Linked DNA regions of Mus musculus: region 1 is linked to region 2. Evidence: chromatin contacts called from ENCODE Hi-C or POLR2A ChIA-PET data. All regions are on one chromosome and are shown on one strand. The core of a region is the stretch at or near the end of the contact, and the rest is flanking DNA. Distances in the headings are between cores, read along the strand shown.

Region 1 (2,973 bases), core at 378-2,877, 49 kb before region 2:
AAACACAGTCTTTCTTTGAAAGATTAATATTAATTCCTAATTTGTGAACAAATTCTAAATAAGGTCCTAACTTTTCTAGATCAGGACTCTCTGTCATTAACTCCAAGTTTCATGCTGTTGGCTTTTTATTACACAGCCCTGTTCAGCTTGGAACAGAATCAAGAAAATGGTAGCAAATGAAATCATAGAAGAGTTGTTTGAAAATAGCCTTCAAAATATGTTTTCCTTTCAGTTTTTAGGTTTTTTTTTTTCCCTAAATGATGTGATAATCAATCATAAAGCTATTCTGGAAAGAGGCCATCTTGATTTGCTCCATACTATCAACAGTTGTTGACACTAAAAGTTCCACTCATCTAAACATGTATGTGTAAAGCTGTTTCCTTGAGAGAGACCAGATCTAAGCAGCTGAATCCAGCTTGGGAAATGACCAAGTATCAACACGATTAAGTCTGTCATGTAGTATTTCTAATTATTACAGCAACTTCTTTCTTCCTGTGGCCAGAGGCAGGGGTGGGGGTGGGGGGGTGTAGCATTGTTTCAAAGCTGCATTTCCTAAAGAAACCTCCCCATACACCTCTCAAGTCTTCAAATCTGTAATCCACCCTGGTCTGAAGGGACACAAGGAGGCCTGGAGGCTTCCTTTGTGGGAAATCCTATTCTAGGATGTGTGTGGTACTTAGGGAAAACCTGATGTCAAACTTTGTAAATGAAAGAAAAGGCGAAGGAAGGAAGGAAGGAACTAAGGCGAGAGGAGGAAGGGTGAGCTTCGGAGATCATTTTTTCCATCATATTCCATTCATAAAAGCTATTCTTAAACGTTTTTCCTGACCTCACTCTGTCCCAGCAGAAGTCTCGACTGTCTCAACTGTATTTTGCCACAGTCATAAACAGAAGGCTCCGTATGTTCGTTCCCTTTCATTCACACACAGGACCCCTGGGTTTGTTGGGTTTAGCTTGCAAGTATCCACCCTGGTGTCCAGAGAGGCCAATGACACAGGGGCAGGAAACAGAAGGGGAGGTGAACCCACTGAAACAACAACGAGCCAAGAGAAAAACGACACTAAAAAAAAATTTATTTTGGGACTCTGGGTGCTGGCTTTGGTCGGCATGAAACTAATTCCACTGGCTTTTCACCACAACTCCCTATTCGCACGCACTCGCCTTCCTTCACCAAAGAACCCCGGAGAGCTCACTTTGAGGGCTAAGGACGAAGCTCAGCTGGCAGAGTACTTGGCCTGGCATGCATGGGGCCTGGAGCTCAGTCCCCAGCACTGCATAAACCCGGCATGGTGCCTCAAGGCCATATAATTCCAGTGCTTGAGACGAGGTTAGGGGAATCAGAAGTTCCACACCATCATGGCCGCCTAGCAAGTCTGAGCACTGCCTAAGATACAGGACAGTCTGTCCCCAAACAAATAAACAAATAGACAAGTTAGAGGCTGAGTTCCTGGCCTACCCCAAAAGTCCTAGCTGAAGCAATAATCCTTAGAATGTTCTTTTAAAACAGAAATCTGACAAAGTTGCTTTTCTGCTTAAAACAGCATGTAAAGTTTGGCCTGAATTTCAAGCTTTGAACATGGCCAATAAGGCCCCAGGGCACAGCCTTTCCTTCTTTGCAGGCCTGACTCTTGCCTCTCCCCTTGTTTGGCAAGCAGGAACCTGTCTGGCAGCTTTTCTATTCCTTCAGGTGCTCAGTCCTGAGATCCGGAGATCTTCACCGAATAGAATAATCTTTCTCCTGACGCTTTCTCTCCAGCATGCTCTGCCTTAGTGATAGTCCCCTGCTATACTGCAAACTCCCCACACATTTTGTCACCACAACCCTGAATAGCTGACTCATAGTAATGTCTCAATAAATTCTTGTCACACGATAAAATACATTTATTTAATGCTAAACAAACACCATCCTTCAGTCTCCACGGGTTCAAAGCAACAAAGTAAAAAATAAGTTAAAAATAAAACAACAAAACAACGTAACAAAGTAGCAAAGCATTTGTATCAGCCTTCCCAGTCACTGCACACTGTTTTCTAAGGGAAATAACCCCTTTAGAGCCCTTGATGCTCACTGAGTGGAACACACAGGGTCCTGCAACCCCCATTCCTCATGGGCAGCCTCTTCTCAAGGAGGGCCCTGTTGATTCTTGCTGCATGCAAGGGCTTAAGTTACAGCACACACTTTGCCAAAAGGAGTCATCAGAGGTTGTTTAGAACAAAAGAAGACTTCCTTCCCGGGGTTCAGCCTGATCCACAAGTGATAGAAACAAAAGCAGAGCCCGTGGCTTCCAAGATGCATTCAGAGTCCTCAGGCTGGGCTGGGGCTCCAACAAGAGGCCACTGGGCCCCATGCTAAGTGAAGCAGCATACGGCTCACTTAATTGGGCTTGCCTTTTATTATACTTCTCTCTTGCTCCTGCAACCTGTGATTTTTTTGATGAATGCATCATAAAATGTTTAATCCAAATGAAGACCAAAGGAGTGCAGGGAAGCATCCATTAGTCACTGCCAGATCCTCCAACGACAGGAGACAGGGTCTTAAGGACTGCTATTAGGGACGGAGCCCGGTTGCAATGCAGCCCTCGTGCTGCGCGGCTCAGTCAGCAGAAGGGGGAGCTGTAGTGTAACCTATTTGAGATGTAAATCTAGAGCTGGCAGTGCTGCAGATTAGAGACTGTGGTCGCTGCTGTCGGCCGGTCTACAGCAATACTATATATCCTGTCCTGGTCGGTGCAGGTCATTAACAGGACGCGGAATGGTGTTAGTAAATGTGAACATTAAGAAACCCAGGTCAGCAAAGGACGGAAAGCATGGCAGCCACACTTCAAGGGGAATCAACCCCCCGGGAAGGGGAGATTGCATGGATACAGAAACAGGCAAGTGACAGTGTTAGCTTTGAGTGACAACAGACGAGCCACCACAAACGTGATAGGGTGGTATCTTGACATGAGAGAAATTAGACATGGAAGAGGGAAAATG
Region 2 (3,033 bases), core at 336-2,835:
TGTCAGTGTTAGAGCAATGAAAAGGGCAGCAGTATGCACAAAGCCCTGGCCTCCATCTCCAGCATATTAAATAGACACACACACACACACACACACACACACACACACAAAATCTAAAACTACATAAAATAAGCATTTTAATGAAAAATATTTTCATATAATATGTTTTGATTATCTTTATCTTTCCCCTCTTCCAATGTCTCCCAGGTCCTCCCAAGATTCTCAACCACTCAGGTCTCTCTCTCTCTCTCTCTCTCTCTCTCTCTCTCTCTCTCTTTCTTCCTTCCAAAGATTTTCACTATATGCCTTTCATCATATTTATAGTCTTACTAATCTACCAAATTCTAGAGACAGAGAGGCAGAGAGACATAGGCAGAGAGACAGAGATCCACTCATCCAAATCGATTAACAGCATATTAACTGCACCAACCCTGAATTCATATCCTAAGAATGGAACATTTTCCTGCACCTTCCTACAGGGTGTCAACTGCCATCCTTGCCTCAAGACTGAGACGTAAATTCAAGAAACCCATGTTCAACTAGCAGGTGAGACTTAAAGGCGAATGTTCACTGAGGTGAAACCGCTTGTCTTTTAGACTCAGGACTGGGAAAACCATTCTGGGTATCAGCTCATGTCAAACCACATCCCAACAGGCTCCCTTGACTCTCAGCTTCATTAAGGTAACTCACAGCAAATGCTCAGAGGCTATGGATTGCCTCCAACTAGTTCCTGGTTACAGACCGTGATGGAATGAGAGACAGACACTTCTTCTAAGTAAGGTCTCATAACTCTACTCTGAACCTGCATCTGCGGCTGGCATCCCAGGTGATTATGTCAAAGTACAGAGGAGGAAGCCACAGCAAAAAAGGTGACAATTTCCATGCCACCAAGTTTTCAAAGAACCACATTCAAGAACTGTTCTGTGCTTCATGCTTTAGTTACAGGAATTTGCGAATCCTCCCAACACCCAACTATAGAAGCCCACACCCCAGCTGTCCAAACCATCAGCATCAAACAAACAGCAGGCTTGCTCATCTCCCCATCAGGACAAAAGCAAGGAGAATTGCCAAATTCGTTCACAAAACATTTAATTTATAACAGTTAAAATCTGGCCTCTGACCAAGTCCAAAAGAAGTATGTCTTATTTCACTCGCTCTTGAATATGTCTCCTTTAGAGATAAATAGCACTGAGTACTGCCAGCTCTCTCCTCAGTTTGGTGTTTTGCTTAGTTGGGCTTGTGACAAGCCAAGAGTTGATGTATCTGCTTGAATGTGTAATTTACCTCTCTGGTCAACTTAGCTTTTTTTTCCTTGACAATATTATGTCAAACAATCACATCACAACTGGCTCTGATCTCTTTGTTGTTAGCTAATAAATTAGAGAGTATTTATTATCTGCAATCCTCTTTTCCTCTTTTAATGGTGACACATTTGTGGTGAATTACAGGGCAGCTTTATAAACTAGGCTTGGGGCCAGTCACAGGCCCTGCATCCATGTGAATGTTCCTTCTCCCGGTTGGCCTCCCAGACTGGTGGTAAATCAAGGCAGCTGCCAAGACACACTCGTTACTGTGCGTCATTGGGGAGAGCAGGAAGCGTTGGGGGTATAATTCTGTCTATCAAACTAATATGTTATATCAGTAGCTTTGTAATCTTCTGCCATAACTTATGGGAAGTGACACCTAAGAATTCACTTTGAAGGCAATGTGTTTCTCAGACTTTAAGCCAAAGCAGACCTGATTCAAGCAACAGTTCTCTGTTTACACGGATGGCTTCCTAGGTCTGGAGAATCAGGTCCCTATCAATGTGGCAAGACTTTACACATCCAGCCACAGGCTCCTTTTCTTGTTTAGAGCACTCCTGGCAGGATTTATAAACCTTTCCAACAGGTTTCTTCTTGTCTTTTCTCTTTGTGACCCTAGCCTTTCACCTTCAGTAGCAAGATGGATAAATGCACTCCTTGAATGTTATCATGACCAAACAGACCTCTCTGATGGGCAGGAAGGAATGGCCACCCCACTTCCCTTCAAACTCTGCCTTGACAAATGTGGGAAACAGCTGTTTGGGACAGAAGAATTCTCCCAGTGATAAGAACAGCAGTGTCAGCTCTGTGTTCTTGTTACTAAACAACCATGTGACACTGAAATGAGGAAGAAGGAAGCCTTAGGCAGACAGCATAGTGCCACAGCCCAGATGTTGGAGCCACCATGCTCTGAACCCCAAATTTTTCCTCTCTGAACTTATCCATGGATTATCCCTGCCACCTTGCCCCCCTTTACCTGCTGGCTGTTTTTCTCAGCTGGCCAATGAGAGAAGCACTTTGGGAGAGATTAAGTAGTTCTCAGAGCTGCCATCTGATGGGAAAAAAAAAAATCTCCAAGAATGGTTCAAAGGAGTTAGACCTCCTCCAGGCACAAAACTAAATATGCACAGTAAAGAAATTTGAAAAATGCCTGTCCTTGCCATCCCGGTCCCTCTGTGATTGATGGCAGAGAGGGCTTGCTATGATCATTTTACTCTGACAGGTCCCAGGCATAAATCCCACAGAGTTGCTGCTCTCCTCTGACAGCCTTCTGAGGGCTCCAGTTAGGAACAGGAAACAGGCCTCTATTTTTTACCCTCGGTGCTCCTTCAGGTGCAAAGAAAAGACAGCATGGAAAAAAAAATTCCTTATCAGAGGGAAAACCAGATTCAAAGCACTCTTCACATTTATTCATCAGAAAGAATGGCCACCAGACAAGAATGGGGCCTCAGCCCCACTTCTTCAAGCTTAAATTTAAACCTTCCAAAGAAAAGCTTTGAAACCTTCTCAGAGTGAGGAATGGACCACCCCCAACACACACACACACACACACACACACACACACACACACACACACACACACACACTCCTTTTCTACTATAGTGTGGCTCTCCAAAGTTCTGTCAGTATTTTTCTTTAAGGTCAGTCTTGAAATCCACTGTGCCTATGTTGTGCCATAAACCCCATTGCTTAAAAATAAAAGTGTGAAGTACATAGATACTCTAATATA

What was found. Hi-C counts contacts between places; a loop is a spot of excess contacts on that map. ChIA-PET counts read pairs that join two places held with the same protein, here RNA polymerase II (POLR2A).
Region 1: a map of heart shows a loop between it and region 2 (2.1-fold over the local background). The contact joins two enhancer-like sites. A Hi-C loop is called at or near these places in 1 of 37 maps with a recorded cell type or tissue (heart). POLR2A ChIA-PET finds 5 or more read pairs at or near these places in 2 of 5 experiments (Patski and embryonic stem cell).

The regions. Positions count from the first base shown.
Region 1 is chr14:22,808,093-22,811,065 of GRCm38, reverse strand. All of the region lies in intron 5 of Lrmda (leucine rich melanocyte differentiation associated), which reads right to left. Among named protein-coding and RNA genes, the nearest start is that of Gm30926, 8.2 kb to the right of the region's middle. Within about 2 kb of position 1,627, at least 2 of the 3 ENCODE cell types and tissues checked have a DNase peak (open chromatin) inside an H3K27ac peak, as active enhancers do; they include heart, where a contact is called at or near this core.
Region 2 is chr14:22,758,888-22,761,920 of GRCm38, reverse strand. The region is part of intron 5 of Lrmda (leucine rich melanocyte differentiation associated); the gene reads right to left. The region is part of intron 1 of Gm30926 (a long non-coding RNA gene); the gene reads left to right. Among named protein-coding and RNA genes, the nearest start is that of Gm30926, 41 kb to the left of the region's middle. Within about 2 kb of position 1,585, at least 1 of the 3 ENCODE cell types and tissues checked has a DNase peak (open chromatin) inside an H3K27ac peak, as active enhancers do; it is heart, where a contact is called at or near this core.